3 separate regions of the Homo sapiens genome follow, and all the other regions are linked to region 2. A link is a loop called in an ENCODE intact Hi-C map of the cell type or tissue named here. Cell type or tissue: Caco-2. All regions are shown on one strand. Each heading gives the region's core, and the rest is flanking DNA. Links, peaks and the distances in the headings are about the cores only.

Region 1 (10,665 bases), core at 798-8,797, 130 kb after region 2:
CCCGGCTAACACGGTGAAACCCCGTCTCTACTAAAAATACAAAAAATTAGCCCGGTGTGGTGGCGGGCGCCTGTAGTCCCAGCTACTCGGGAGGCTGAGGCAGGAGAATGGCGTGAACCCGGGAGGCGGAGCTTGCAGTGAGCCGAGATCCCGCTACTGCACTCCAGCCTGGGCGACAGAGTGAGACTCCGTCTCAAAAAAAAAAAAAAAAAATCTCTGAACAACTACCCTTCCCCCCATATAATTCAGTACAAACTCTTGGCCTTTGATTATTTGACCCAACTTTCCTTCCCAGCCTTGTCCACATTCTCATTCCCATACTTCCGTTGCAAAGATCTCTGTTGCTCTAACACTCCAGGCTTCCTTAGATCTTGGGGCTTTTGCATACACTATTTTTCACTGCTGAGAATATCCTTTCCCTATTCTTTACCAACAAACTCCTACTTGTTCTTCAAAGTTCAACTAATATATTATCTCTTCTATGAAATCTTTTCTGACTCATTCAGACAGAACAATTTCTTATGATAGCATTTACCATATTGCATAGCAATTTATCTGTTTATTTCCTACTGCCCCTGCACCTGTTACTCCCACTCCCACTATCCTTGTGTTTTCTGGGTTTATCCTAGGACATACCTACCACAGTGCTAGTAGGAGCTCAACAAATAAATAAATTTCTCTTTGTTCTGTTTCTATAAACCAAACGCACTGTCATTCATATTTAATGTTTGAGTGGGCTATTTTTCTTTTTGTAGTTATGTTTTATGAACTCATAAGGTGCTACTGACACTTTAAGTTTGTTAAAGAACTTTGCTCCTTAATTCTATTAGTGGTAGGCTGTCAATATTCAAAATGCTTTTCTATAATTCATTTTTCCTTAAAATTCTTTATAGACCTGTTGATGAGCCAGTAGCTGAAGTATCAGGAGGTGATTCTTTAAATATCTTTTAAATACCTATAATTATACACAACAAACCCACGTGCCCTCCTCTGGCTCCATACGCTAGACTTTGGTTCTTCTCCTGATTTTCAATTCAAGGAGGAAAATGTACAATGACTTGGGGTGGAGATGGCAAGAGGGTTGATCTCCTCTCAGATTTACAGATTTATATACAATTTAAAGCTAGAGGAAATGTTAAAAATTACCTAGCCTAAATCTTTTTTTTAAAAGTGAATGGGGAAGTAGAATCAGAGATCATAAGTGTCCTAAGGTTGCACAGTAAATGAGTAGTAATCAGTCCAGAACATGCATTTCCTGATTCCAAGATACGTATTCTTTCTCTTACGTCACACTGGCTACCCTGAAAAATGGTTTTCTGAAAGCATATCCAATATACTTTTGGATCTCTCCAGGCTTCTATTTCCTCATATGTAAAGTAGGAATAATAGGAGTAGCTGTTTCCTGGATTTGTTGTGAGAATTAAATGAATTAACAGATGCAGGCCAGGTGCGGTGGCTCATGCCTGTAATCCCAGCACTTTGGGAGACCAAGGCGGGTGGATCACCTGAGGTCAGGAATTCGAGACCAGCCTGGCCAACATGGTGAAACCCTGTCTCTACAAAAAATACAAAAATTAGCTGGGCATGGTGGTGCATGCCTGTAATCCTAGCTACTTGGGGGGCTGAGGGAGAAGAATCTCTTGAACCTAGGATGCGGAGGTTGCAGTGAGCCCAGATCTTACCACTGCACTCCAGGCTGGGCAACAGAGCAAGACTCTGTCTCAAAACAAAAACAAAAACAAAAAACAACCACCACACCCCCACCAAAAAAAAAATAAACAGATGCAAAATGCTAAGAACAGTACCTAGTCATAGTAAATGCCTGAAATATAGCACTGTTTATTCTTAAGGCCCAGGGTATTACACTCATGATTAGTAAAGGACTTACTTGTTTACCTTACCTTTTACTTAATCTAACAATTACCAAAGTTACTGTTTGTTTGTTTTCCCTTATTCAAACCATACTACAAATATTAAGATAGTCCATGGGCTGTACAATCTGCCTGGGTGTATGTTCTTAGGACCCACCCTTTTATGTTGTTGGATCTAGCACAATTTTCTTAACTTCTCTGAGCCTCAGTTTCCTCATCTGTAAGATGGGGTTAAATCACATCTACTTTCCTTTAAAGAGTTGTTTTGAGGCTTCAATGGGAGAACACATGCACAATGCCCAGCCTAGTGTCTGGAGTTCAGTGTTCCTCATTGCCTTGCACAGATGTCTACAAATGTTGACAGATGTTGCATGGCCAGTGTTGAAACGTACATACCTCACCAAGGTCGGATCTAAAATGTTTATTTAGAACAAAGCACTTCTAGTGCATTGGCCATGGGAAAATTTTTCAAGGTTAAAAGTAGAAATGTGAACCTGTCTGCTTTACATGGGTGATTTTTTTTTTTTCTTGAGACAGAGTCTCACTCCGTCGCCAGGCTGGAGTGCAGTGGTGCAATCTCGGCTCACTGCAAGCCCCGCCTCCAGGTTCGCGCCATTCTCCTGCCTCACCCTCCCGAGTAGCTGGGACTACAGGTGCCCGCCACCACGCCCGGCTAATTTTCTGTATTTTTTAATAGAGATGGGGTTTCACCGTGTTAGCCAGGATGGTCTTGATCTGCTGACCTCGTGATCCGCTCACCTCGGCCTCCCAGAGTGCTGGGATTACAGGCATGAGCCACCGTGCCCGGCCTACATGGGTGATTCTTGGAGCTGATTCCCAAAGGGGATGCTTGTCTTTTTACTTGCTTGTATTGTAGGGCTTCATGACAATTTTTTCCATATCCAAGTCAAAGGCGTGCTATTACATACTTATATTTTAAAAAATACAAATTGGCTTACTTTTTATTTAAATCTATTTTAGAAGGAAACTTTCTATCACAACTTGTGCTAGTTCTGGTTTTCCTAATACATATAAAACTACACAATTAGTAAAATGTTAAAAAATTAACATGTGTATTACCTAAATCTCACATGCCAACCTTTACTTAAGGTCGGGGACATTAATGAACAAGTCCGTCAGTGCCTGGCTTAGAGGAGGTAGCACTGCCCACATTTGTTCAGGGAGTGACTGCTTTAGGCTTGCCCTAGTACACAAATTTATGGATCCATAGTGCCCTTGTGATGTCACATAGTTGGCGAATGTCTTCTGTTAGGACCATATTTAAGGTCATTTAGCGGATAATGCCCTCCTATCACTAAGCAGGGTGTATGTGTGGAGGGGTGGGAGGTGGTTGGCTCTAGAGATCACAAGTAGTAACGTGGGGCCGGGGCAGTGACTCACACCTGTAATCCCAGCACTTTGGGAGGCCAAGGTGGGTGGATATCCTGAGGTTAAGGGATTGAGACCAGTCTCACTAACATGGCGAAACCCTGTCTCTACTAAAAATACAAAAAAATTAGCCGGGCGTGGTGGCACATGCCTGTAATCCCAGCTACTTAGGAGGCTGAGGCAGGAGAATTGCTTGAATTTGGGAGGGGGAGGTTGCAGTGAGCCGAGATCACACCACTGCATTCCAGCTTGGGCGACAGAGGGAGACTCGGTCTCAAAAATAAATAAATAAATAAATAAATAAATAAATAAATAAATAAATAAAAATAAAAAGTATCATTGTGCACATAGATGTCTCAGCTGCAAATCTCTTGGACTTACAAACCTGGCATCTTCCATTATGGATGTCAACCATTTCAGTTAAGTGCTTTCATCATTCAATAGATTGTCTAGGAGGATTTAAAGGGTATAGGAATGCTTCATATGTACAATTAATTCTCAGTGATGCCTAAACTTTACTATGAACTTCCATTTCTTTGTGCTAAGTATCACTCTCTCCAGAGTTGTATTTGACAGTGCCAGTGGTCCTCCACAGGCCAATATATTAATTCATTTGCACATTAGCATAAATTTACTTGGACTGCATTTTCCTCCAGGGCAGAAAAAGTTTTTGAAAAAAATGGGCAATTGAGGTGAGGGTTCCTTTGACTAACTGCACGTCGCCCAGGGCTGGCCTAAAGTTAAACGACCTTCATGGATTTAAATGACTCAGATAAAGAGAAAGTAATTAGGGTAACAGAGGGCTCATCTGAAGGCAAAAGTTATTTGCTACTCACAGTGGTAAAGGGGTACAGTAGCAAATATGGTCACGCTCTGAAAACAAGCACAAGGCCCTAGCCATGCCAGGCTGTGCAAAGACAGCTAGAACTGACGGTGGGACCAGGCTCCACAAAGATGGTCAGAGGTTTTTTTTTTTTTTTTTTTTTTTTTTGAGACGGAGTCTCACTCTGTCGCCCAGGCTGGAGTGCAGTGGCGCGATCTCGGCTCACTGCAAGCTCCGCCTCCCGGGTTCATGCCATTCTCCTGCCTCAGCCTCCCGAGTAACTGGGACTACAGGCGCGCCCGCCACCAGGCTGGCTAATTTTTTGTATTTTTAGTAGAGATGGGGTTTCACCGTGTTAGCCAGGATGGTCTTGATCTCCTGACCTCGTGATCCGCCCGTCTTGGCCTCCCAAAGTGCTGGGATTACAGGCATGAGCCACCGCGCCCGGCCATGGTCAGAGTTTTAAGCCAACAGATTATAATCCTGGCATAGGGAATGAGGGACAAATACTCAAAAGACGGTCGCCTAGCCCCAAACAAGGATTATAGAGCCCCAAATAAAAAGGTTTAGAGGGAATATCCATGTGTTTATGTGTAACTGACCCTCGTGCCAGGGAAAAACTGATCATGGCACATATCCAGAAGAGGTGGAAAGCCCCATGACATGCATCTCCACACTGAGTTCCAATCACTACCCGCAGGCCTGGGTTTCTTGTCCATGTTAAGGCTAAGTATACATCTCATCTGCCTCTTCCAGCTTCATTACCTTCCCTTCCCCCATCTTTTAAAAACTCACCCCTACCCAATCCCATCCATCATCCCCAACTCTCCTCCACTGAGAGTTACAAGAACTTTGTAATTTGGTCAGAAGCAGTAAAAAGTGCTTGTTAGTTGTTGCCTCTTTTTCAAAACCGATGTATCTAAATCCTTCAGTCTTTTACTAGAAAGGGCCCAGGGACTGTCTTTTGCCCCTACCTTTTGTAAGTGTGGAGTGCTGGCTCTCAGAAGCAGGGGCCATCTCTGCAGCGTGTCCGGTTCATAGCCTGGGGCTTGTTGGCTGCCTCCCGCCCTTGTTCTTTGATGATTTTGCCCTCCCCTCATCTCTGTGGGAATCCCAGCCCTGGGGGAAGGGGCAGAAGAGGAGGCAGGGCACCTTCAGCAAACACATAGTGAATATGAGTCACCACCATCTAATGACCTTTCCATTTGTTATCAGTTTCCACTACCTCAGCTAGTCTCAGGATGGGAAACAGCCCTCCACAGGTCAGAGTCATTACGTCACTCCTCAGCAGCCTCTCTAGCTCCCCTGTTGGTTTCAGGATAGGCAAGCAGGATAGGAGGGCGGGATCGGGGGTCTTCTGCACACTGGCTTCCAGTCCTCTTTTCTCCTCCTCTCATCTCCTCCCAGGACCTCATTCCAACGCATACTGTTCTTCTCTCACTCAGCCCAAACATCACCACCCTTGGAAGCCTTTTTAGAGGTCTTTGTTGATGTGGAGCTAGTCCCTCTTTCCTCTGGGCTCTCACAGCACTCTGTGTTCACCTGAGTTATAGCACTTGCCACATGATACTACGATGATTAGTTTACATATCTGTCATTCCCATCCTCCTTGCTCAGACTGTGACATGGGCTGGTGTAAGTCTTATTCATTTGGGTGTCATGGGAGCCTGACTCTCAGCAGCTTGCTCTCAGGAGGTGCTCAGAAAATGTTAACTGAGTGAAGGAAGGGAAAGGGGAAGAGAAATGGTCTTTTATTCATTTATTGAGCAAAACACAAGTAGGATGATACAATGAGGCACTGACGCAGTACAGAAAGCAATGGTGCTTTTAATGAAACTTCTTTCAAATCTGTGAACATGCTAGCTGTGAAGTACATGCTTTTATTCTTTCCATAGGACATATTTCCAAATAATGATCACAGTATTATGGTTAATAAGATGCTGGACAGATGCGTAGCCAAAGAATATTACATAACAACAAAATCTCATCAATGATATATCAAATGCAAATTTACTAAGACATCAAGAGAATATCTGTTTGTAGTTACATGGCTAAAAACAAGACATTATTACAGTAACCAAGTCCATAAAACTAGAAAAAAAGCACTGTATAACAAAAAGGCCTTTTAGAAGCTATTAAATGAACAAACATTATAGATAAACCAATTTTATATCTGAAGCAGCTTATAGCACCAACACGTTGGCAGGACCAGCAGAGGGGTGGGGTCTTTGGACCAAGGCATCTGGGAACAGGAAGGGCTCTCAGCCATCATCTACTGCAGCCACTTGTTTTACAAATGGAGAAATAGAGGCCCAGAGAGATGAAGCGCCTTGTCCAAGGTCACACAGCACAGGACAGACTGGGAAATGATCCAGGGCTATGATCCAGGCCACTGACTTCAGGTAAGTGCTCTATTTTAACATACAGATATAAGATTCTATTTGATTTGATGTATTTTTTCCCCATTAACAGGTCTACCATAAAAGAAAGCAATAAAACCCATAATGTACTCTGGTATTGTATTTATTTCACTGAGAAATGACTGGCATGTACTACGATCATTTTGGGGGCCTATATAGATCTTACATCAAAATTCAGAGGAATTAGTCAGATAACACTATTTTAGTTATAAATTGAGAAGGTGGCATTTGAAGAGAATATTTGGCACATCCTCCACTACGTAAGCTACCCTATGCCTCAAAATTACTAAATCATTGGTATAAAGTTTTGGTTTTTTTCCTGATAGTTTAAAGATTAGTAAAGTACAAAAACAGTCTAAATAGAGAAAAAGCAAGTCAGGTCTTTCCTTTAAAAGTTAAGTATGGCACTTTTCATTTTAATAAGGTAAATGATTTTAAAAACCTGACATTTTTTAGAAGAAAAAAAAAAACTAGCTATGAGCCATCACTTGTGAACCATCTGGTATATAAAATATTTCCCTTATTTAAAAAATGTTTCTGTAAAATACTTCGGAGTCATGAAATCATGCCGTGGTCCTGAGGCCTCAACTGGACAGATTTATGATGAACTAATGAAGATATAAGAATGAAAAAAAGAAAGAGATCACTGTTAACAGAAGCAGCATTAAGGACAAAGTATACTGAATATATTGAAACAGCTTCATGGAAATGAAGCCAAGAAGTTGCATGTATATACGTGAGAAAGATTATCATTACAGTGGTAGTTGGAAAAAGTAACAAACACTGGGTATTTGTCTATCATTAACATAAACCAACTGTTGCAGACAGTTAAACTGTGGCTTTGTAAGGAGAATAAAGCCTGATAAAAAAAGTGACTTCTGCATATCATATATATGTATACATATATTTTCTCACATAGACGTCTAGTTATAAGTAAATCAACATTTAGCTACAACTTTTCCTCTCTTGGGTCCAGCATCAAAAGATTTGATATTCATGAACATGCCCTACACCTGGTTAGGAAGTTATGTATTTATACTCATAGCCTTTATTGTATCTGACCAGGGTGAATAAAATGAAATCTCCTGGGACCTCAAGTCCATTTCTTACCACTATAAGCATATTAACAGATATATATCAAAACATACTTGTTTACTGTTAGGTAAAAGAGCATGTTTCAGTACTAAATAATAAACTATGCCTGCTACCAATAACATGCACATAATGGTATAATAAAAGTAATTTTTCATGAAAATATTTTGAAAGAAGCTACATTATAAATATTTAAAGAAACGTTAAAAATCAGAGTGAAAATCAGATTAGTGTTCTGAAACTGAGTAGAAAAATAGACTTATAAAAAAAAGAATGTCTCATTAAGTGAAGCATTAAATGTAAAGTTGTCTTTTTAGTGTAAATTTCAAATCTCACCCTTTGAGAGGTAAAATCTTCCTCTCTCCTAAACAGGTACCTATAATTGATTTGGGAACTGGGCATATCGCAGAACGAAAAAGCAGATGACACAAGGCTAAGGGCAGTGCCGTGATTTTCACATGGCCTTAGAAAAGCGAGGGGCATTCATAAGGCTGAGTAGATAGCAACTTGGAGAAATACTGAATAAATGTGAGCAGTTTGAAAACAGTAATGCATTTGTCCACCCTAAATGAGCTAATACTCAAAGCCCAGACATTAGATTTTAAAAGGGGTTTGCTTTCCAGGACAGATTGTACAAAATTTGGGAAAATCGTTGTAAATAATTACTTCCTGGGGTTGATTCCTTTTTGAGGGGAAGTTTTTAACCTTTCCTTAGTAGTTACTTTTAATGAACTGAAGAAGAATTAAAGCATCAAAGGCCTAGTGTATGATTTGACTCCGAAGTGACCCTCTCTTCTACTTTGATAAAGTCAAGATACCTTATTGGCCATAGGAGATTCCTCCTTTTGGGGCTACCCCCATACCTGGAAATTCCAAGAGTGTGAGGGCTATATTTGGGCCCAGAGGAAAATCAAGGAACCCCATATCCAGCTGCTAAAGCCCTTGGGCCCAAGGAGTGTACCACTGAATCCAAGGCTCTCTTGGGTAGCCTATGTGCCTCTTGGATGGTATGTGAACAAGGTAGGGATGAAACTGCAGATGTCTGAAAAGAGCTTAAGCATCCTGACAGCTTGCATTTTTTTTTTAATTTTTTTTTTCCTCACCGTATTCCACATACCTGTGGCTGGGGAAGGTAATGTTACCTCTGCAAACAGATGCTCTGGTAAGAGAAGAAAGACACAGGGAAGGCAGAGAGAGCAAGACAGAGGGCTCAATCACAAAGCTGGGACAAGGAGAGCAGCTGTTTTTCACACATTCCTGCTCCTCTCTCAGCTGGGCTCATGTTCACTCCGTTTCATTCCAATCATCAGGGTGGAGATTTCAGAGGTGCCTATCCCTAATCCAGTAGAGAACATGAGCCCTGGGAGCACAGCTGCCTGGAGTCCTCCCAAGGGTCTCCTCCCCTTTTCCAGACTCAGCATCATTGAAGCCCTAACGGGTCCTTGTAAATTAATGTTTCATATTATCGAAGGACTGTCAGTTTAGTTTGGTACAGTTTATTGTAGCCTAAGAGGTCCAGCAAGATTTCAAGAGAGGAGAGATGATTGCATTACTTGATTACAATGAATACAATCTTTAGGATACTCTTTACTTTTTGTACAATAACGATATGAAAGGAATTTTTTATTCTACCTATACACAGCTCAAAATAAAGGTATAACTTCTGGAACTGAGAAACTGATGGTATGGAGAGAGGGACGTTTTCATAAGAAAATAGCTTTGATAAGTGTATACACAAAGGCATATATATATACACACAAACACCCCTCTCTCTTATATACTATACAGGCTGGCACACGCCTTATAAAGAATATAATATCAAGGCTTTAGGATTTCAATGAATTTTGGAATTTTAATTTGACAGGTGCTTAGGCCATTTAGGTCCTGACATATCGGAATCCCTTGTATTTCTAAAGTATATAATTATGTTTTTAAAAAGGCCCAGATCAACTTTCCTTAAACAGTAACCCAACATAAAGCCATAGTTACCAAGTGGAAAATAAGATTGTTATTCTGTATTAAATCAGTAAAGGGTATTTTAAGAGAAAGGACAACTTGGAAAATAGAGACTTCAGAGTCCATTATTCCAAGCTGAGAACATTTTAGTTATTAGCAGTGGTTACCAAATAAGCTGAAGGTAAATCTCTTCAAGGAGCTGCTCATAATTTGCGTTGTTGGGAAGAGGCGAGGAGCTGTTTCTCTATTCCACTATAAGATGATGCAAGTTTTTTTATCCTTGAAAGGGTTTTCTGAAGTTGGTATTCCTATCAGCAAAGGGTCACTCCTGGCATGTTCCTCACAGTAGGACATGAGGTCCGCTGATGCCTTCGAAACCTGACATGGAGATAAATCAAACAAACAAGAAAGAAAATATTTTACTTGCACACTTTCAGAGCGTATTTGAATGCTAGGCTATTGAATGGAAGACTGATTTGAACAAGATAATCAGAGTCTCAAAGCATCACTCTCAGATTCTTGTCAGGTATAAAAAGGAAATGGTACCTTTAAAATGGTGCAATTTGGCAGGTAAGGTCTTTCTTAACCAAGCAACTTAACAATGGTCAGACAAACTGGCACCATGTATCCCTTCATGGGAGTGCTGAGGACACACCGCCAGCTAATGAGCTAGCATTCCTGTCCAACATTGAACTGGAGTCCAATCAGCGAACGATCACACCCGAAGTGAGGGTGATTCTGCAAAATAAGTGGCCTGGATTCTTCAAAAATGGACTGTGTGTGAGGTATTCTTATTAGATAATCCTGAACTGCAAATAACTTTCAAGGGTTTAAAGAAGACATTATATATGTTTTGTGTGTATGTGTGTACAGACAGAAGGAGGGAGAGAGACAGTGCAAGCAAGTACATGTGGTCAAATGTTAAAAACTGGTGAATCCTGGTAAACGGTTTATAAATGTTTGTTGTTACAACTCTTCAGCAGGTTTGAAATGTCTCAAAATAAAAAGTTAGGGGCCAGGTGAGAAAAAGCATATGTGAATCAAGGGAAGGTTGTATCTTAAATTCTACCCAGAAAAAAACAGATTGGAATGCAGAACACACTTTAAGAACTGA
Region 2 (10,665 bases), core at 1,087-9,086:
CAGTGATCTCCTGTGATCATCTTGACAACTTACATTATTATGTTCATTTCATAAGGAGGTTAAGTCACTTGCCCTAAGCCACACAGTTAGGGAATGGAGGTAACAGGATATGGCTAGTGCCACACAGTCTTCCATCCTGAATATGTAAAGGTGGGGGGGTGGGGCATGCAATGTGGAAAGAGGGGCCAAGAAACCAGGAAGACTGAGTTTAAATGCTAAATGTCCTTCGTAGCCCACAGTGCTGTTATGAATTTAAATCAGATAATGCATTTTTAAATGCTTTAACAGTAAAGTGCTATGCAAATGGAAGATAATATCAGAACACAGGGAGTACAGTTGTATCTACCTAAGTTTCAGAAGAGCATCTAGTGCAACAGCACAAACCATGGAGGCATACAGGCTCCTTTAAATTAGGGGGTAGTGGAAAGTCCATGAACTTCAGCATCTGACAGGTCTGGGTTCTGGTAGTTGCTTTACTTTACCACTCTCTAAAGCAGTGTTGCCCTGAGCACATCCCTTCCCTGGACCTTAGTTCCCCTTATCCTTAAAATAGAGAAGCTGTACCCAAGGTGCTGTAGGGTCTCATCAGCCCTTACATGGTGAGAATCTGGGACAACAGAGCTGGATTCAGATCCACCTTCAAGTTGGCCTGCAGTGGCCCCAAAGATAGTCAGGCAATCTCAGGAAAGAAAACATTATTTTATTGTAATTTGATTTTAAAACCTTGGTTGTTCCATTTATTGTAAGGGTAGCATATGCAAACTTTCAGAAAACACTAGAAGAATATAATAGTCCTTAAAAAAAACCTTGAGTTTGCAGAAAAATACAAAGATGCATATAAAGTTCATCTAGACCTAGACACTTAACTTGTTGGTGTATGTCACTGTAAATTTTTGATTAGACAAAATCGATTTATAGAAGTCAATATTTAAAATCTTGATACTTTCCTTTTGTATAATCTTCTTTCATTAGTTAAACACAAGGGATACTGTCTACATATAGAAACTGTCTTTTAAAAAATTCTGATTGGATTCAGTTAACTAATCAAAAATGTTGGAAAATTAGTTGAGCATTTTGATGTCACTATCAATTGTCTAATTGTTACTAAATCTGCCAAATAAAAGTGAAAAGCCTATTAGATTATGTAACCAATTATTCTTAAAATTCTTTACTGCCTTTAAAAAAATCAGTCAAACACAAACCTGGTTAATTAAACTTGACTTTGCATCTTTAGCTTTAAGAGATACTGCTGCTAATCGCAACACTTATATTTTGCTTTACAAAAAGCTCACTCTCTATACAATATTCTATTTGTTAAGAAAAATTGACACAGGCAGCACTTTGGGGAGGGAGTGTCTGATGCATCAAACTAGCAGAGCCAAGCTATCATTGACGGTCTGGAGCCTTCTGTCAGGGGCTGGAATTCAACAGCTGTCTTCCCTTCATGCCATAAATGATCCAGGTCATTCAATCAGATTAATCCAGCTGGGGGAGAAGTCATTGGTGAGTAAAACACCGATGTATGTGCAGGCTTGGCTGGGGTTAAGTAATGTGACAAGAGTTGCATGAGGCATTGGATTACTCAAGCTCTCATTCTTAGCCCCACATGTATCAGTCAGGAGTAGCCAGGGTCTGCTGTGATAACAACCCCAATCTCAGTGGTTTAACATAATAAAAATTTATTCCTCACTTTATGCTATCATTGATAGACAGGTGGACTCTGTTCATTCTAGTCACTTAGGAACCCAGACAGATAGAGGCCTCATTTCAACACATGCTTCCAAGAAATGTGGCAAATTCTTAAAGCTTCTGCCTGGAAGTGCTGTGTGCAACTTTTTCTTTTCTCTCTCTCTTTTTTTTTTTTTTTGAGATGGAGTCTCGCTCTGTTGCCCAGGCTGGAGTACAGTGGCATGATCTCGGCTCACTGCAACCTCTGCTTCCCAGGTTCAAGCAATTCTCCTGTCTCAGCCTCCTGAGTAGGTGGGACTACAGGTGCACGCCACCATGCCAGGCTAATTTTTGTATTTTTAGTAGGGACGGAGTTTCATCATGTTGGTCAGGCTGGTCTCGAACTCTTGACCTCAGGTGATCCGCCCGCCTCAGCCTCCCAAAGTGCTGGGATTACAGGTGTGAGCCGCCATGCCCAGCCGCCATATGCAACTTTCACTCACATTTTACTGGCCAAAGCAAGTGATACGACTACACCTAACTCCACTGGGGGTGGGGAAGTAGAATGCTGCCATATGATTGTCATTTTGCCACCAAACCAACTATGTGACCTTGGGCTCTGTCAGCCTCAGCTTTGATATCTATATAATAGGGGTTACCTGGCCTCTATATTCATTCATTTATCATTTATTCATTCAATCAGTGAATACGGTTTTCTGGTTAGGAGCCCAAATTCTGTAGCCAGCTTACCTGGGGTCATTCTCAGCTAAGTCACTTACTACCTGTATAACCTTAGGCAAGTTGTTCAATATCTTCTGGAGCTCAGTTTACTTATCTGTAAAATGGGGATGATAATAGTACCCATCTCATAGAGTTGTTGTGCCGGTATAATGCATATATTATATAAGATACATAGAACAGGCAAAGTTCTTAGAACAGTTCCATGTGGTAAGTGCTGTGCACATGGTAATTTTAATATTCATCAATCCATTTAGCCATTTATTTAATGAATATTTGTTGATAATCTTTCCTGGTTATCTTTGAAGGCTCTTATGAAGACTAAGGAAAAAAAAACAGATGTAAATTCCGTTTGCAAATGATAAGTTGCCCAAAGGGAGGCATAATAAGAGGCAGCATTTTTACAGGACTTGGATTTATTTTTCCTACCATTTATTGAGCACATAGTATGTGTTAGGCTCTGTACTAAATGCTTTTATAACAACCCTGTGAGATAGTTTTATAGATGGGGAAACTGAGACATCAAGAGGTTAGGTCCCACAGATGGTGCATTGTAGGGCCTTGCAGGGTGCAGCCCCAGGATATGGTCAGCCCTGCATGAAAACCTTTGCTCTTTCCCTGGCGCGATGCTGTGGAGAACCATCTGCTCATCATTTGGCCTGTTGGTTTTTCTACTAAATTGAAGCTCCTCAAAGGCAGAAGATGTTCCCCTTAATTCTTGGTGTTATTTTGCTGCCCAGTACCACACCAGTGACACCATAAGGTGGCCATTTACAAAGAGGAGGAGGCCAGACATGTTAGCTCATGCCTGTAATCCCAGCACTTTGGAAGACTGAGGCAGGCAGATTGCTTGAGTCTGGGAGTTCGAGACCAGCCTGGGCAACATAGCGAAACACCATCTCTATAAAAATACAAAAATTACCTGGGTGTGGTGGCGCGTGCCTGTGGTCCCAGCTACTTGGGAGGCTGAGGTGAGAGGATCAGTTGAGCCCAGGAGATGGAGGCTGCAGGGAGCCAAGACGATGCCACTGCACTCCAGCCTGGATAATAGAGTGAGACCCTGTCAGAAAAAAAAAAAAAAGAAGGGGAGAGATTTAAGCCAAATATCAGCCTTGGGTTTAAATCTTGCCTCTCCCCCACCTGGCTGATAACTTTTGGGACGTCGTTTCTCCTCTCGAGCTTTTTGGTTTTTTGATTTTTTTTTTTTTGAAGAGAGTCTCGCTCTGCCACCCAGGCTGGAGTGGATCTCAGCTCACTGCAGCCTCCATCTCCTGGGTTCAAGCAATTCTCCTGCCTTAGCCTCCCGAGTAGCTGTGATTACAGGTGCCTGCTACTCCACCCAGCTAATTTTTGTATTTTTAGTAGAGACGGGGTTTCACCATGTTGGCCAGGCTGGGCTTGAACTTCTGACCTCAAGTGATCCCCCCCTTGGCCTCCCAAAGTGCTGGGATTACAGGCGTGAGCCACTGCACTTGGCATCTCCTCTTGAGGTTTTAATTTCTTCAACTGTTAAATCAGTTCCACAGCCCTTTCTATCCATAAACCCTTCATGATTCCTACTCTTTGAACACTTACAGCTTAAGAGATATTTGTTGATTTGGTAAGAAAGCATGACCGCACTTAAAAGGCTACTTATTATCAATTTTAGGCCATTTAGCTTGTGTCTGACATACTTCAAAGCCAGAGAAGAAAAGATATTATCTGACAGTACACATCTTTCTTCACCTGAGCACACATTTTCCATTTTACCTCTGGCTCTGCAAAAAAAAGGAGAGGGAGTGGGGAGGGGAAGGGGAAACACAGCCAAACTATGGAGCTCATGGGCTCTGGTGCAACATGTCCTGGGGAAACTTCCCAAAACCAAGGCCCTTGTTGGGTAAGAAGGCAGACCCTGCCTGACCTCTGCAGGAAAATTCCCCTTGAGCCAATGTTGCGGGGTCACACACTTCCAGCTTTCCAAGGCAAAACACATATGCTGCAGACACAATGGGCTTGGAGTAAACCAGTCCTTCCTGCAGATACCAGCCTGCAGAAAACACATTTTGGGAGCCTCTGGCCAGAGGAACTCAGTACATGCCACTCAGCCCGGGAGCAGTCAAAGATGCCATGGCAAGTAGACTCACTCAGCTGGGGAGCAGTGAAGATTGGCCACACTCATTGCTACCCCAGAAGCTGCAAGCTCCACTCACAGTTTTTTCCATCCCTCCCTCATATGATAATAGCTACCACTCTCAAGCACCTAGTTGGTGTGTTGACTGTGCTCAGCATTGTGTAGACATTAATTCTTCTAATCTCATAGCTGCTTCCTGAAGTAGGTACTGTTCTCCTCCACATTCTGCAGAGAGGATCCTGGAGCCCAGGAAGGTTGCATGACTGGCTATGGTCACACTGCTAGTAAGTGCAAAGTCAGGATCCTAACCCATGACCTGTATTCCAAATCCATTTCTAAGGTTTGTAATAAATCAGAAGCTGTGGTAGAAGGAGACATTGATGCTTCCAGACCTAGCCTGTCTCTCCCCAGGGACAGTGCTCATTCTGCCTCTCCCATCCACAAGAAGGTTCTGAGGATACTGGGGCTGCCTGGGACTTCCTATCCTGGTTGGACCAAGACCTATGCAGAGCAACTTGGCTTCCGGGGAACTTCAGCAGCCCTGGTCTTCCATGGGCTGAGTCATTGTAGCTTAGCCTAACGTTCTTAGCTGGAACAGTCATAGGAAAGTGTCTGGAAACTCCCCCATGTCTTATCGGCAAAGAATTTATTGAAGACAGTTCAGCCACATTCCTCAGCTTTCCCAAACCTCACCTTGCCCTGGGAGAATGAGAAAGGCCAGAAAGACATAAGGGCGAAAATGAGCCATGGAATTAGGAAGAGCTTTTCATGCCAGTGCAGGGAACTGGCAGCTTCTGCAAACATACCACTGACAACAGCTGGCCTGTGAGGGCCCAAGGACAATCACCCTGGGCCCACGGATGCCTGGGCCCCTAATAATGACCCTGGGCCCAATAACCCTGGGCCAATGACCCTGGGCCCCTGCCGTACGCCATCCTATGCCATCCATCTACCTTGACTAGTGCCAAATGCCTAATGTGTGCAAGGAGCTGAGTTAGGCGCTGATAGAGCCCAGTGGTTGAGTTTCTTAGGCAGATCTGGACTCAAAGTTCACATCTGTGCTTATTGGCTATGTGACCTCAGACAGGTTATTTAATCTCTCTGAGTTTTATTTTCCTATCTGTCATTTATCAAAACTTATGAGTTGTGGTGAGGATTAAATGAGAAATATATATGCTCAGCTTAGTGTGTGACATACCACAAGTTGTCAAGTCATAGAAGCTTTTATTAAGTATCAAACAATCATGTCACACCTTAATGAATTCAAACCTGGTATGGGTTAGGAACTGTGCTTGGCTCTGGAGGGAGGTGGAAAGACAGACACAATCCTTGTCTTCAAGGAGCTCACAGGACAGTGAATTAGCAAATTATTACTAGGAAGGAAATGTATCCAGAGAGATATATAAAGGGTATGAAGAGAACAGAGACTGGAGACCCATGGGAAGGGTAGGTACAATTTCCTGGAGAAGGTGATGTCTGAGCTGGTACCAAAGCAAGGTGGGAATTTGCCAGCTGAAGGAGAAGGGGCTGGGAGGTAAGGGCAGCCAGAGAGGGCAACTGGCACAAAAGCTTATGCATTACTCAATGCATGGTATGAACTAGACAGGGAATGGCTGAGGATGAAAGGACTCCAGGCTTGATGGAGAAGAGCTGGGTTCCAAAGGGCTATCCTTCCCTTTCCAGCTGTTAACCTTTTGTGTGTCTTATTATCCCTTGGAGACTTAATTTCCTTATCAGTAAAATAGAGCCACCACTAGCTACTTAACAGGGTGAGCTCCATTAGAAAATGCTACAGTGTTTGCACAGTGACAGGCATGTTTGTGGCTGAGTCTCTTGCACCCCAAAGCACGGTCCCTGGTGCAGCCAGTAGTTTGGGGTGCTCAAAAAGGTATCACACTAGCTTTCTTAGTGGAGTACTCACTATGGGCCAGGCACTGTGATAAACCATATGAATCTTATCCAGTTAGATAAGCTAAGCATGATCATTACTCCTCTCTAGGCGTGTCCAGAACTGAGGGGGTTCTTAGCAATCAGAAAATTCTGGGCAGACCTGGAGGAGTTGGTCACCCAACAAATGGGCATCGGAATAGGCCCAAGGCCAGAGGCTGAGCTGGAATTTGAACCCAGTCCTGTCAGCACACAGCACCCGAGTTCTTAACCACTGCACTATTACTTAAACCCATAAATGATATTCTTTCAAAACACAGTAATTGCTAAACCGATTCATTCCTAAACAGACCAATTAATCTTCCCTGTCTTTAAACTAATTCCCCTTCCGCACAATGGGCCCAGCATTCCGTCTTGAGCTTATGACACTCATATTTAGAATACTTGAAATATTGTCCGGTGAACAGACTGTAAACAGGAGAGCAGAGGGAAGGAGGGGAAGGGAGGGGGGAATGGGACAAGGCTGCAGCCACCAGCACCTGTCCTACCCGGACCACAGCCGAGCGCAGTCTCAGCCTCTCTGCCCCCATCACCCACTCCTGTCCGGAGCCGGGGGCATCAGTTCCAAATATTTGGCAGGCCCACCCGATAAGCCCCGCAGTTGAGTAGCAGCTGTGAAATGGGAGTTTGGGAGGGCCATGGAGCTGAGCAAGCAGCAGAAGGCATCAGGACCTTTGATTTCTTTTCCAAAGCACATTTTAAATGAGTAGCATGCTGGTACGGGGCTGGCGGCCCACAGTGAGGGATGAACTGACGCCTGCTCGGCGACAGGCAGGCATATGACACAAGGGTAAAGTATTATTTACTTTCTGGGAACAGGTGCTGCCCAGGACTCCCAGTCCTCTCTTGCCTGACTTCTCCCCTATCCACCTGGCCCGGCCCTTCTCAGAGGCTGCTCCTTCCCTCACCCTGCACAGCCCCGGCCCTGGGCACTGCTTCCTTCTCAGCCCTTAGCAACATGTGGCTCACAGGCACCCAGCCCATGCCAGTGGGGGGTTGGGTCCCACCTGGGACATGTGCCTGCTGGAATCAGCTCATTTTACATAAGCTCTTGGCACAGATGCCAGGTGATAACAACTTTTTGGCCCCAGTTAACCTGCAACCACCCTGTCTGTGCCCACACAGACACAACAGAAAGTCATGGAAGAGTGAGAAAGAAAGTTACTGCACGCAAATGTCTTTGCATACTGCCAGATTCATTCTGGAAAAATGTCCTAGATTATGATCCACTATCAGCTTTTGTATTAGAAGGGAAACAACCAACTATGCAGGCAAAATCCACCTACCACCAGCTGGTCTTTCCTCCTCTGATTATGTGTTATTTCCCTAAATCTCTGGTTGGTAAATGTGCAAGAGAAAAGGTTTGGGCTCTTCTGTTGATTCACAAAACAATACAGATGGCAGTTAAGACATTTCTTTGCATAGCTTGATTAGGGACAGACAGAGAAGGGGGAGTGAGCAAAGGGCCTGGAGGTCTTGCTTGGCTCATGAACTGATCACAGGCTGCTTTTACTCCATGCCTCTCTTTCTGAACCCCATGAAACCCCACACCCCTCCTTCTGAACCTCAGAACACATTGGCACCAACTGTGAAGCAGCTCCTCAGCCCAGGGATGTGGAGAGGAAAAAGTGCTCTCAATCTGGCAGTGGAGGGAAAACAAATATACAATTCATGATAGCACATGGTCCTGGGTCATAGGCCATGAGTGAAAGAAGCCACATGCTGTGGGTTTAGAAGAGGACAAGATTGCCTGTGATTGAGGAGCTCAGAAGAATGGCCCCATAGTTGCCTGGTTTAGAGCCTCACTCACTCTCCTTGACCACGGTAAACTGCATCTTCACTAGCATCTTGTTTCTGAGCTTGCCCCACTTCAATGCACCTTGAATTCTTCTGCCAGAGAGGTTTTTCTAACTTGAAGATTGGACATAGTTTCATTCATTCAAAATCTTTCACTGGTTGCCATCACTCCAGGATAAAGAATGGCTCATTATCATCTAGCTCCTACCTCCCTCCCCAGCCTCGTCTTTTTTTTTTTTTTGAGATGGAGTCTCGCTTTGTCACCCAGGCTGGAGTGCAGTGGCACGATCTGGGCTCACTGCAACCTCCGCCTCCTGGGTTCAAGTATTCTTCTGCCTCAGCCTCTTGAGTAGCTGAGATTACAGGCACACACCACCATGCCTGGCTAATTTTTGTATTTTTAGTAGAGATGGGGTTTCACCATATTGGCCAAGCTGGTCTTGAACTCCTGACCTCGTGATCCCCCCACCTTGGCCTCCCGAAGTGCTGGGATTACAGGCATGAGCCACCGCGTATGGCCAGCTTCGTCTCTTAAACTCATCTCTTCCCACCATTTTTACTCCAGTGGTGCTGAACTTGACTTCATTTTCCCTTTCTTAGATTGGATTCATGATGAACTCCTATGCATCTTTCAAAACCCACCTTCCATATGATTGCCTTATAGTATTATGTTGTCTTCTGTGCTCTGTATCTTGTTCTGTTCTTGTTATAATTACTTGGATTATAGTGGTTTATTTTCCTGTTTATGTCTGCCAAAAAACTGGAGCTGCCTAGTGTGAGGGTTGTACATATATCAAGGATGTATCCCTGGCACCTAGCACAGTGCCTGGCACTTCATCATGCTCAACAAATGTTGGTACCCTGTCTTTCCACCAAAGGAAATGTGACATCCTACTGGGGGCTGGACATAACTAATGTCCTCAGTGGCCACCTCTCCCATTCTAGGCCCCTCTCCTGTAGTCCTCATGCCACACACCCCCTTACAAAGCCTGTATTTCCTCCAACCTCAACAACTCACTTCACCCTCCACCCCACCAAAAAAGGCCTGATCTCAGGGGAAGATAATTTAAGCCCTTCTAGTGATTAATTTTATCTGTGTTGTCTCCAGCTTGCAACTCACCCCTCATTATAGAAGCGTTACTAGACTTCTTCATCTGGTGGACCAGAGAAGAGGGCCAAAAAAAGAGACAGGATTTGATCATAGTTAATCTTTTTGTGTCTTTTGTTTATTTGCTCCTTTGTTCTCACAACAACTCTGCAAACAAGGTATTTTTACCTCCATTTTACAGATTAAGACCCTGGGGCTTGGAGACAGCAAGTGACTGTCCCAAGATCACTCAGCTGATAAGTGATGGAGCCAGGATTCCAGCCTAGACTGTCTGACTGCAAGGGGCTTGAACTTTTCACCGTAACGCAGGTGGGAGTCTGTGGAGTTGGGGGTGGGGTGATGTTTCCCAGCTACCCTCCACACAAAAAATGGAAAGTCACTGTCCTGATTATTTATCTACCCTAAATGTCCCGGGGTAAAATCCCATTTCTTCCAAGAGACCCTGCCTTGTTTATCCAGCCCAGACTGATCTTGTTTTCTGATCTCCCATTCATTTCTCAACCACATACTGACCCTCCACTCTGTACCAGTCTTAGGTACACATTGTGATGGGCCCCAGAGATACAAAATCCAGTAGGCCCTGGTCCTTCCCCCAGGTTCCTGTGGTGTACAGGGGAGAGGGAGCTGAGTGACCCGAGCAAGTTTGATGTCCTGCTGGGGGCCTGGGCCTACTCCAAAACACGCACATCTGTCATGTATGTCCCCTCTGTGGCCCTAAATTGGATTTTCAGTACTATGTTTTATTTTCTCATGGATTCCACTGCAACTCACATTTGTTATCAGGAATAGGGATTAAGCCCTACTGGCCTATGCGTGCCTCAGTTCTGTCATCTGTGAAGTGGTATATTGGCCCCAACAGTTCAGTCCTCATTCAGGAGCCCCCACGGTGAACTCTTCCTCTAGCCTCATCACCCAGCGTCACTCTCCTCACAACTCACTCTTGCTGGGTCTGGACTGAAGACTCTGTTCCCACAAACATGTCCCTCTCTCACCCTTCTGCCCCGGGTCTCCACCCACTACGGCCCCATTCATCCTTCTTGGCTCATCAAAGAGTCCACCTCCATCAAGCCTCTCCTGATTTCCCTAACCAGATGTAATCACTGACTCTCAGCCCTTCCTTGCAGACTTCAAGTTTCCAGCAGGCAAGGGCATGTTTCATGGGCAATTTTCCAAAGCATGCAAATACAGCAATTCCTAAACTCTGAGGCATAGTAGAAAGTACAACTGAACTAGGATTGGCTCTGAAATCCTGATTTCTAGCCTCCTCTCTAGTTGATACTTGTGTAACATACAAGGG
Region 3 (10,665 bases), core at 827-8,826, 180 kb after region 2:
CTTTCCATCTGAATTGTTGATGTGAAGAATACATTTGGAAGAGTCCTGGGCTTTAGTCTCAGATCTGACATGAATTACTGCGTGACTTGGAGAAGGCATTTCACTCTTCTGGGCCCTGCTTCTTCCCAGGTGGAAAGCTGCCCCGGTGACCAGGCAGCATGGCATTGGGAAGGAAAGTGCCCAGAAATGGCATCCAAGCCCCACAGGGTCTGGTTCTCCCACATACGAATTTTATAACTTTGGACAAAACTGCTTTATTTCTTTGCATCTCTATTTCTTCTCTCTAAAATGGAGAAAATGGTGTCCGTCCCCTTATTTCACAGGGTTGGGGGCAAGTAAGAAAGGGAACATTAGAGCCCCTTTGCAAACAGGGCTCTCCACAGGCATCTCCTTTGCTGGGTAACAGGTGGATACTTAGTAAGTATTTGTGGTTTCCAAGTCAGTGTAAAAATCTAAAAAATAAATAAATACATAAATAGATGTTTGTGGAAATGACGTGTAGCACCTATCATTGTCTGATGTAGTTTTCCTTGTTTGTTACTTGTTTCTCCATCCCCCTAGAAGCTAAGGTTTCTGAAAGCAAGGACATCTCTGTCTATATCCCTGCAACTGTTAAAGAGTCAGTACTTAATAAATACTTATTGACCGAATTTGTGGAAAGTATGAATACATGAACCAATGAATAAATGACTCTGAAGTTACATGAGAAGCAAACAAACTTACCTAAAGATATTAATGAAAGTCCAAAGTCCTAAGAAACAAGGTATGCAGGACTAAAGCTCTTGGTGTATTGTATCATCTGACTCCTCTAAATTCTTTTCTTTGGGGAGGTGGTTTGGGTGGAGAAATGGCAGAGTTAAGATACTATAAAGTTGTTAAATTAACATACTCAGCAGGTCCACAGACTTTCTAAAGCTGAATACCAACTGGGATAATTAAAGGCCAGAGCCTTCTTTTTTAATTGACTCTCCAATAAACTACCTGCTGACAAAGGCATAGTTAAGTTGATTCCTGCAAGAATAAAGAAACGTTTCTCTTCCATTCTTAATTTTTTAAAAAGTCCCCACTTTCCCCTCTAGCTCGATGAGCACTTAAATTCACCAGAATTAAAAAGAAAGTTACCAAATACTTTTTTTTTTAAACTAAGCAAGCCTGTAACATCCCTTCTTCTCAGCAATCAACTCATGAAGGCACGGAAGTGGCTTGTGCTGAGGAAGGCATTCGGAGGGAGCTATGGGGGCGGGGGAGGTGGTCACACCAGCTCTTCACCAAGGGATGGAGAAGTGCCCAGGAGCCTCCCTCATTCCTCTCCATCCCTGTGGTCTAAAATAAAATCTACCATCTAAAAAATACTGTTCTAAAAATAGGGAGTTTGGCTTAAATCCACCAGTTGGTGTTTTGATTTTTAAATTATGTGCAAAAAATTACGCTTAAGACCCAGAGAGTATTAGTAAGTAATTCAAGGAGGTTGCCATTTTATTTTGATTCCAAAGTTCTAAAACATTTATTCTCTCAGAGTCTAAGGAAAGGTGAAAAGAGACAACAGAAAGGGGGTAAAATGATGTAGAAGGCTTAAATTCCAGTTTGAAAGTGAAAGGCAGCTAAACATTCCTAAAGCAAATAATATACTTTAAAAGTGTGTGTTTTTTTTTTCTTTTTTGGTGGTGGAGGCCATGCTATAATTCACTCTAAATAAGTAGAAGAAAAACTGGTGAGTTTCAACTTAGTTACTCCTATCTTTCCTGATACCATTTTGGGATCCAACTTTTATGCACACAAAACTGCAAATAATTCCTAACATGCAGTTTTAAAAGCATAAAGAATCTTTTTGTTTGTTTGTTTTTGAGACGGACTCTTGCTCTGTTGCCCAGGCTGGAGTGCAATGGTGCGGTCTCAGCTCACTGCAACCTCTGCTTCCCGGGTTCAAGTGATTGTCCTGCCTCAATCTCCTGAGTAGCTGGGACTACAGGTGTGTGCCACCATGCCCAGCTAATTTTTATATTTTTAGTGGAGATGGGGTTTCACCATATTGGCCAGGCTGATCTCGAACTCCTGACCTCAAGTGATCTGCCCGCCTCAGCCTCTGGAAGTGCTGGGATTACAGGCGTGAGCCACCGCGCCTAGCCCATAAAAAATCTATTGAGTGTTCGATGGCCCAAGACTGTATCATCTTTGGAGTAAGAGTTTTAAAGCCTCCCTCATCAGACACCAATCATAACCAGAATGTATTTTCAGAAAGGTGTGCTATTACAGTATCTTGATTAATGAATATTAATTTTACATGAAATTGGGCTATTTTAAAAAAGCTTTCACTTAATGAGAGTGAGGTGGGCAAGTAGTGTTATAAGAAGCAAATATTAATGCTATCTGCTTCTGGACAGAAAGACTGAAGTACCTAAAAAGTCTGATTTTACATGTGAACTTTAGCAACACAATTTTCAGCTCATCTCTAAAGATTTGAACTTGTGTGTGGGTAGCATCATGTGTGGACCACAAAAGTCACCATCTCTCCTCCTCTTCCCGGAACAAACACCCACAAACTGATGGGGATGCTCTGAAGGTTAAACTGGATCTTCTAATTGTCCAGGAACGTATGCTATGCAAACAATGTTGGCTCCCTGTACCAAGGCAGAGCTATTGTGGGACTTGAGGCTGCTGGCTATGAGGAGAAGGATGGTGGGGCACAGTTCTATTCACTGGGGCAAAGTGGGAACCCAAAAGAGGGTGGCTGAAATGTTTTATTATCCTAATCTTCAGAGGACAAATAATTACAGAACATTCTATATCAGAACAAGAGACTGTTAGTCTGCATGAGGGGGCAGGGAGAGAAAGGCAGAGGGCAGAGATAAAGAACTTTCCTTTTTGTGGGGGCAGGGAAAGGAGAGAACCTAAAGGGTGGACTACAATTCACTTTTCGAAGGAGTTTTCTGTTTGTAATATGCTTCCTTTGAAGAGTGGAAGTTCTGGGCATTTGGAAGTTTGGTTACAGATCAAGAAAGAAATTCCTGGCTTTCCAGAGTTTGGTGGCTACCAATCAAAGGTCAATCAGATACAAAAATCAGAGTAGTCCTGAAACCATACCATAGGCTACTGGGAAGATGTAACATGCTTTATAAAAAAATAACAATAATCTCTTGCATGCATTTTTCTCTTCAGTGAAACACAGGGATATGAGTTCTTTAAAAGAAGTAGCAAGAAGGGCACAAAAAACAGAAATCGTGCTTGGGGGGATAAGAAGAGAGGGTGGAGGAAGAAGTGCAGCGTCTTTTGGGATGGCAGCTGTTTTATTCGCACCCTCTAAGAGTTCCTGAAATAATTAACATGCACTGCCATTCTTGTTTTTCCAGTGGTGATTTCATCTAGTCCCTACAGAAACTGAGAATTAAATGTCATGGTTTTGTGTTTTGGAAAGCAAAACTCTCCCCCAAACAAGGGAGTTCTGAATACTGCTGAGAGCATGTGAGATCTGAAAAGTCTGCAGAGTGCTAATCATTAACATGCTACTTTTGGAGGCAGGACTGCCCCTTTCTTTGCTATCACATTTCCTTCTATTTGATCCTGCCCTGTACTGGTTTACTTTCTGTTTCTCCCACTCATTACCACGCATTCTTCCATAACACATGTGAAGTCCAGAATAGCCTCTCCCTTTCGGTTGGCCAACTCAACACTTCCCTTACAAACTCTCCTTAAAAAAAAAAAAATCATCTCTGACTTATTTTCCAAGGACTTTCCCTCTTCCCACTCCCCTGGAGGGGAGGAGGTGGGGAACAACCAAACCCTCCATTTCTTCCTGAATAATGCAGGAGAATAAAGCAGAAGGTCTACAGACATTACTTATAGTAACCGCAAATAAAAAGGTGTCTAAGAAGAATAGTCTGCTAACTTAGTTTGGAGGGAGACAGATTTGGGTTCGCATCCTGCCTTTGTCATTTGCTCGTAGTGAGACTATGGATAGGTCGCTTAACCTTTCCCTAAACCTCTGTTTTTTTCACCTGCAAAATGGAACTTTACATTAGGGTAAAATTATTATTTTAAGATAACAGTATTAGGAGTTTTAATAATAAAAAAGCCCTTCCAAGGCTGTAAAGGGAATTAAATGAGACAAAGCATATGGAGTGCCTGGAACACAGTAAGCACTCAATAAATGTTTGCTGCTACTGATGATGATGTAAATCTTTTGAGGAGGAATGTCATCCTTTCCCCCACTGCATATATAGTAACACGGATTCAGTGCTTCTCAAAGCTAAAATACAGTACCAGGAGGAAGGGTCTGGGTACAACTGTTTGCTGATTGCTGCCCCCAGGAAGCACGTCTCAGAGGCAGCCTGCACGACAGAGCAAAGGGCTTATTTTAGGAGCCTCCAATCAGGACAGACTGGTTGATCTGGATGCCTCACCTGGCAAGGCAGCCTCAGCCACACGCCCATCTCCACAGGCTATCGGCATTCCCAGTGGGATGCACCACAGCCCCAGACTGAGAATTTTTATCCACAACTTGTTCCCCTCTCCTGATCTCCCTTCTCCCTTTTGGAGACCTCAAGGCTGGAGAGAAATGAAAAGCAACAGCTCTGCCTGACAAATAAGGTAAGGACTCTGCCTCTCAGGTGCTGAGTCACTGGTTAGGAACTGTCCCATCTACAGACTCTCCCAGAAATTTACACAAAAACACAAAGTTGGGCTCCAAACCTTGGGCACTCTCAGAAAGGCTATGATTCACCAGGGTGTGCTTCAGAACTGAAACTCTGGGTACAGAAGGTACCCACTGCCCAGCCTGCCAACAACCTATCTTCCTTTAAACAACAAAAACGGAGCAGAAAGAGGAAAAAAGCCTGAACCTTTCCTAATAAGGTAATACCACATGCCATTTGTAGTTTTGAATTGCTTGGCACGCCAGGATCATATGACATTCACCGCAGCTACTGCTTCATGCTTGTGTGAGGCTCTCCAGGAAAAATGAGAGAGTCTTTGGTGTGCCTCTGGGGGATTACAAACGAACAGGGAACATGTTCTCCCAGTGGAACCTCACATTTTCCTGATTAACCACACTTGCCTCACATCCCTCTTTCACACTGCTGCCTGCAGGCCTCTTGCTTTGTGGGCTCAGGCATTGTAAAAGTTCTCAGGTTGCTTTGTATGCAGGTTTTCTCTCTCCAACGAGGTGCACGCTTTTTGAGGGCAGAAACACTCCTTTATTTCTTTTGTTTCACCCTGCTATGCTCATCACAGCGTAATTCACCCAGCAGTTACTCAATAAATGCTTGATGACAGACTAGTGCTGAGAATTTTACAGATCAGTAGGTGATCATTTTATATCATTAGCCCCTAACTTACAAATCGGCAGGGTTTCAAAAGTTGGTTTCAAAGAAGGTATTTATGTAGCATATTTTCCCATAGAAACAGTGTTATAACTGGGGCTTAGGTTTCCAGGCCCTCTTATTTCTCAGAATATCCTATATCTACTTACATGCAGTCTTATTGAGCTCTCTCATTTGCCTCAGACTCACATTAGACTGCCAGTATATGTGCAGGATAAACTCTAGTTCTTTCAGTTACAGCAATGCTGACTTGCACAAATTTCCTTTCCCACTTATTAGTCGTATTTTCATATTTTATGACACTATATGTAGCAGCAGGTAATAAATTACTCATCATATACTTTAAAAATAACACTAACAGGTAAGGAGTTATTTTTGCTCCTCATTAAAAAAGATGCATGAACTTTTGTTTTTCCTTTTACATTAAAATATTTTTCACCAGTTTTTAACCTCAGTTATTATTTGGGCCACTCCAGACTTTCCCAACCATTTACACACATTCACCCCCTCACCCACCCACCCACGCATCCACTCATAGTCTACCAGGACTGCCCATTTACATGGATACACATACAGACACACACACACACACACACACACACACGTGCATATACACACACGTTTTAAAATGCATTCTGGGCCACTAAAAATATTTATTAGCCATTATAGAAATGAATGACATTAGTTTTCAAAGTAAAAGCTATAGTTGTTCAACAGAGAGGCAGAGTCTGTGAGCCACTTCTCACTACAGCATAGGGAGAATGTTTAATGGCACCTCTGGGAATAATATAGTATCTGAAGAAAAAAGCTTTCAATGGCTCAGGGGGCAGGACAGTCACCTTCAGTTGACTGTCCCACAGTTAGGGTCTCTGTACCCAGTCTCCTCCAGAGCCTCAAGAGTGGCAGCTCTGGGGAAACACTGTCCCCTGTCCAGGGTGGGGTCTTCAAACAGGTCAGGGTTGCTGTGTTTGGGGTCTTGAGTACAAAAGTACATGCACACAAATGTCGACTGGCGTACTGCTTCTGGGATACTTAGGTAACCTGAAAAGCCATACCTCGGCCCTTATTCCCATTCAATAGCATCCTGAAAAGAAATCTAAGTGATTTTCCAGCATGGCTTGTGAGACATCTCTTGTGTCTCTATGGCTGGTGGAAAGAGTTATCATGCAGATGCTCTAGAAGAGTCAAACCCAAACCATAAGCAAACAGAAACCTCTCTCAAGACTAATGTGCTGAACACGGGTACTGAATGAGGTGAGCCTCTCCCCATTTTCTGGAGTCCACAGCTGTCTTTCTAAGCTAAGTCGGCATTTAAGTGGCACAACAGAGATGCCAGGTTAATGGCTGTGAAGGATGACAAATATCAGTATGGTCGTATTACATCTGTCTTTCAGCAAGAGTTATTACCAAGACATAAGAAACTGCAGTCCCTTCCCTGCCCCATAGCACCTCATAGTTACTCAATGTGGCCCATCCTCAATTGATTACGCTGACCCTTTAATGAGAAGTTCTGATAACCATATGCTTGTTAGCAGGCCTTTTCTTTGATCAGCTCTTACAGGAAATCTAACGTATACTCCTTCACTCTCCCACCACTGGGAGAAATATAATTGAATCAATGCAGTAATTAAGTACCCCATATTCATCTTTCCTTGGCGTTTCAGGATGTTGCTCTGGTTCCAGGTCTCACTGGAGAGAAGAGGGCAGCTGTCCAGAAGTAGCAAGTATAAGAGACTGGTCTGAATGTACCAGGATCACAACAGACATTTTGAAAGTTTACTTTGTTTACTTTGTCTCTGAAAAATGCCAAGCATGTAGGAGTTTGGGGTTAACAGGTTGCATGCAGTCAGATCCCAGTACCTTGAGCTGTTATTCTAATTTAAGGAATGCAGACATGTGGCATGGAGGTTGCCTCTTTTCCTCTTGCACTCACGGTAGACATCCCTAATGGATCAGCACTCATGGCAGCTATCACTAATGAGTCATGGTGTTCTTTCCTGTTGGGCCCAGACATGAGCTAGTTAATACTTCTTTTCAACACCTCGCCCCAATCACATAAGTTGGAAACAATGAACTATTTTTGTTCTAATTGATTTCATATACTTTAATTTCTTTCCTTAAAGTAACTGACAGTTGACTAAGGTATCATTACTTTATTTTAGCAACATTCTCTCTATACTTCTTAGCTAATTCCTCCACTAATCTGAGCTACAAATAATATGGGATATCATCCATTGCCAGACACTGTTAGACACTAAGTGCCAATTTATGTCCCTGTGTCCTTACAAAAATCTCAAGGCAGGGAAAGGTGGCTCGAATCTGACCTGTATTATGGCTTCCAGTAACCTTTCCAGGTGACTGCTACGCTGAATTATTGGCCTCCCTTTGCTTCCTACAGTGTCACCACTGCATTCACTTTGTCATACTACAATGGTCTGTCCATGTGCCCTCTTCCCTACTTAGCTCCACAACAGCAGGACCCATGTCTTACTTAACCTTTCAATGCCCAGCACATGGAACACTGCTGAATATAGAGTGGGTGTTTGGTAATTATGTTGAAAGAATTTTTTTTTAAGTTCTTGTTTTCAAATACAAGTTGAGCATCCCAAATCTGAAAATCCAAAATCCTCCAAAATCTGAAACTTTTTGGGCTCTGACATAACACTCAAATGAAATGCTTACTGACGCATTTCAAATTTGGGATGCTCAACTGGTAAGTATATAATGTAAATATTCCAAAACCTGAAAAAAAAAAAACCTGAAATCTGAAACACTTCTGGATCCAAGCATTTCAGATAAGCGATTCTCAATCTGTACTTGCTGAGTTTCAATTCATGCCCTACAGTGAACATCACCCATGACAAGTCCTGCGACTGGAGGAAATTTACTTCATAAAGTAAGGAGTGGTGGGCAGGCCAGCCAGAACTGAAGCGGGGGCCAGGGCAGCCCCGATACCTTCCATGAATCAGCTGTTCGCATGCACCTCCCCTCCAAGCATGAAAAGCATTCACAGCTCAGCTTCTGCCTCCATGCTTCACTGCTGGGTTTGCAATTTGCCTTTCTGTACCTCCCACACTGGACTGTGCTCTGTATCCCTAGCACTTACTAAAGTGTTCGGTCAGTGGTGAATAAAGATCTTTGAAGGGGTCTGTAGTAAAGACAGCACTGGCCTGAGACTGGAAAACGGGGAGCTACTTCTAGAACTGCCCTGATCCCCTTGGGTGGTTTCTGTCTGAGTTGTTTTTGTGGTGTCGGTGAGAGAATGCCTGCCCAGCAGGACAGGTGGCGGGCGTTAAGTGTGGCAGTGTATGTGAGCACTCTGCCAGGGTAAAGGTAGGCGCTCCCTTCTCCTCTTCATGAGGCTGCCCTACACGGGCTGCTGTTGTCATTCCAGCATGCCCTGCCCCTTTGGCCACTCTCCTCTGGGCCACTTTGTGCAGCTCAGTGTAACAACTTTCTGTTCCCGGTCGTGCCCGGAGAGTTGTGAGCTCCCCACCTCTGCGCATGTTATTTCTTTTCCTTCATCTCTCCTCACCTCCAACTCTGTACAGATTTCTGGGCAGCTGGAGGGCAAGCTCTTGGCCTGGCCCACAGGTGCTGTGTGCTATGACTGCCGGTCACCTCTTCAGCTTGGTCCCAACCACGCCTACCTCCCACACACTAAGCCCCGGTCATACCTGAACTCATCATTCCTGTCCCCACCACAAACCTCCGCCTATTGTTGTGGTCTCCAGCTCAGGGAGTGGCACTGTCATCCAGGCAGCTGCCGAAGCCAGACACCCCAGAGTCGTTCTGGACTCCCCACTCCTCCACCACACCCCTTCTTCTGTCTCCAAGTCCTGCTTACGCCACCTCAATATTTCTCAAATTAGTATATTTTTACCCCACTGCCCCACCCTAGTTGGGAGTATAAGCAGCTGGCCCCTGGATCACTGTAGCACAGCCATGGCTGTCTAGCTGGTCTCTCTACCTCCCCTCAATCCACTCTGCACACCCAAAGTGATGTTTCTGTAAAGAAAAGTTGACTGTGACCCTCCCCTTTTAAAGTTCTGTCCACAGTTTAGATATCGCTTCCTGCAGGAAGCAGTGCTGATGCAGGAAGCCACAGCACCTCCGTCTCTCCCATCAGGATACCGAGCACACTTGTTGGTCTTCTGCATTAGAGGCCACTCCGTGAGGACTTCCTTGCTCTCCTCTGAGCAGTGGAAGGTTTTTAATCACTCCTTGTGTAGCAGGCACTCCAGCCTGCTACCTGACAGCCATCTAACTCCCTCCTCTCTGCTGGTAGAACAAGTTCACTCTTTCCTCATGTGATGAAGGTAAATCCAGATTGGTCTAGGCCACATGGATGGCCCCAGACCACTTCTGAGTGTTTAGTGGTGGGCATGTGCCCCAGTTCTGACCAGTGAGACATGAGGGGAGGTTGGCTTGGGAATTTTGAAAGGTCTCTTCATTCATAGAGAGATGCATAAGAAACAGTTCTTTATCTGTCCGCCTTGGCGTTGTTACAAGAGGATGGGATGCCTTTGACCTTTCTGTACCTAGGAGGAGAGCTTGCTGATGCTCTGAGGATAGCAGAGTAGGTGGAAAGAGCTTGATGGTGTTGAGCTGCTGAATTACCAAACTGGAAGCAGACTACATGTGGACTTCTTTTTATATGAGATGGTAAGTTCCCTTTGGTTTAGGCCATTTTGAATTGGGTTTTCTGTTACTTGGAGCTCAAACAGATTACAGATTCTTGGGCACTTTTCACTTCCTATTTTGTCTTAGAGGTACTTATTAGGTACAAATCTTGTTTCTTGTTTTAGACTGTGGTCTTTTTAAGGGCAGCATTTGCATTTTGATAGATCCTTGTATCTCCCAGAGGCTGGTGGCTTGTCCTACTCTTGAGATTGAATGAAGAGCCAGCATCGTCTTCCGGCCTCACACTATAAGGTCTCACAACCTGTAGATGGGCCTTCTTCAGGGGCTTAATTTCTTCATTTATTTTTACAAATGTTCAATGTAGGAAGAAACATGAACAAAATATAAAAGCTCTACAGTCCACTCTAGGAGGCAAACCTATCACATCCATCCTTATATACCTCACTGTACTGAACACATGCTTTGTGCAAAGTGGATACTCAAAATGTTTGCTAAAGGAATAATTTAATTTGCCTCTGATGAGTCAAGAGCACTTAGGACTTTTATAATGTCCTAAGGTCATAACGAACAGTAATTACCGACAAATAGTGCTAAATATATCCTGGTTCTAGGAGATCACTGGTAGTAAGGTTTTGTTTGTTTATATGACAGCCTTGATCCACCAAGATGCTAAAGCCTTAAAATAGAACAAGCAGAACTAGGCTTT

The links. Hi-C counts contacts between places; a loop is a spot of excess contacts. Peaks named below come from ENCODE experiments on the same cell type or tissue, not always from the same donor. Only the 100,000 strongest peaks of a DNase experiment are listed, where the experiment ranks them.
Region 1: a loop joins it to region 2, with 2.7 times the contacts of the local background. A loop is called at or near these places in 2 of 110 quality-filtered maps.
Region 3: it touches region 2 in a loop (4-fold over the local background); 31 of 110 quality-filtered maps call a loop at or near these places.

What each region holds. Positions count from the first base shown.
Region 1 is chr1:67,695,648-67,706,312 of GRCh38, forward strand. It overlaps GNG12 (G protein subunit gamma 12), which reads right to left. Exons shown (of 4, transcript NM_018841.6): 4 at 5,828-9,929. The coding sequence ends at 9,804. Among named protein-coding and RNA genes, the nearest start is that of GADD45A, 16 kb to the left of the region's middle. In Caco-2, for the core only: a CTCF peak has its summit at 5,412; a DNase peak (open chromatin) is centred at 5,254.
Region 2 is chr1:67,565,523-67,576,187 of GRCh38, forward strand. It overlaps LOC105378780 (a long non-coding RNA gene), which reads left to right. Exons shown (of 4, transcript XR_947474.4): 2 at 9,550-9,677. Among named protein-coding and RNA genes, the nearest start is that of LINC01702, 48 kb to the left of the region's middle. In Caco-2, for the core only: no CTCF peak of the experiment used is centred there; DNase peaks (open chromatin) are centred at 4,309, 5,099, 6,909 and 7,209.
Region 3 is chr1:67,745,294-67,755,958 of GRCh38, forward strand. All of the region lies in intron 2 of GNG12 (G protein subunit gamma 12), which reads right to left. It overlaps LOC105378781 (a long non-coding RNA gene), which reads left to right and starts at 9,455. Exons shown (of 4, transcript XR_007066163.1): 1 at 9,455-9,980. RefSeq lists an enhancer at 618-1,439. In Caco-2, for the core only: no CTCF peak of the experiment used is centred there; DNase peaks (open chromatin) are centred at 3,570 and 4,398; H3K4me3 peaks cover 839 bases.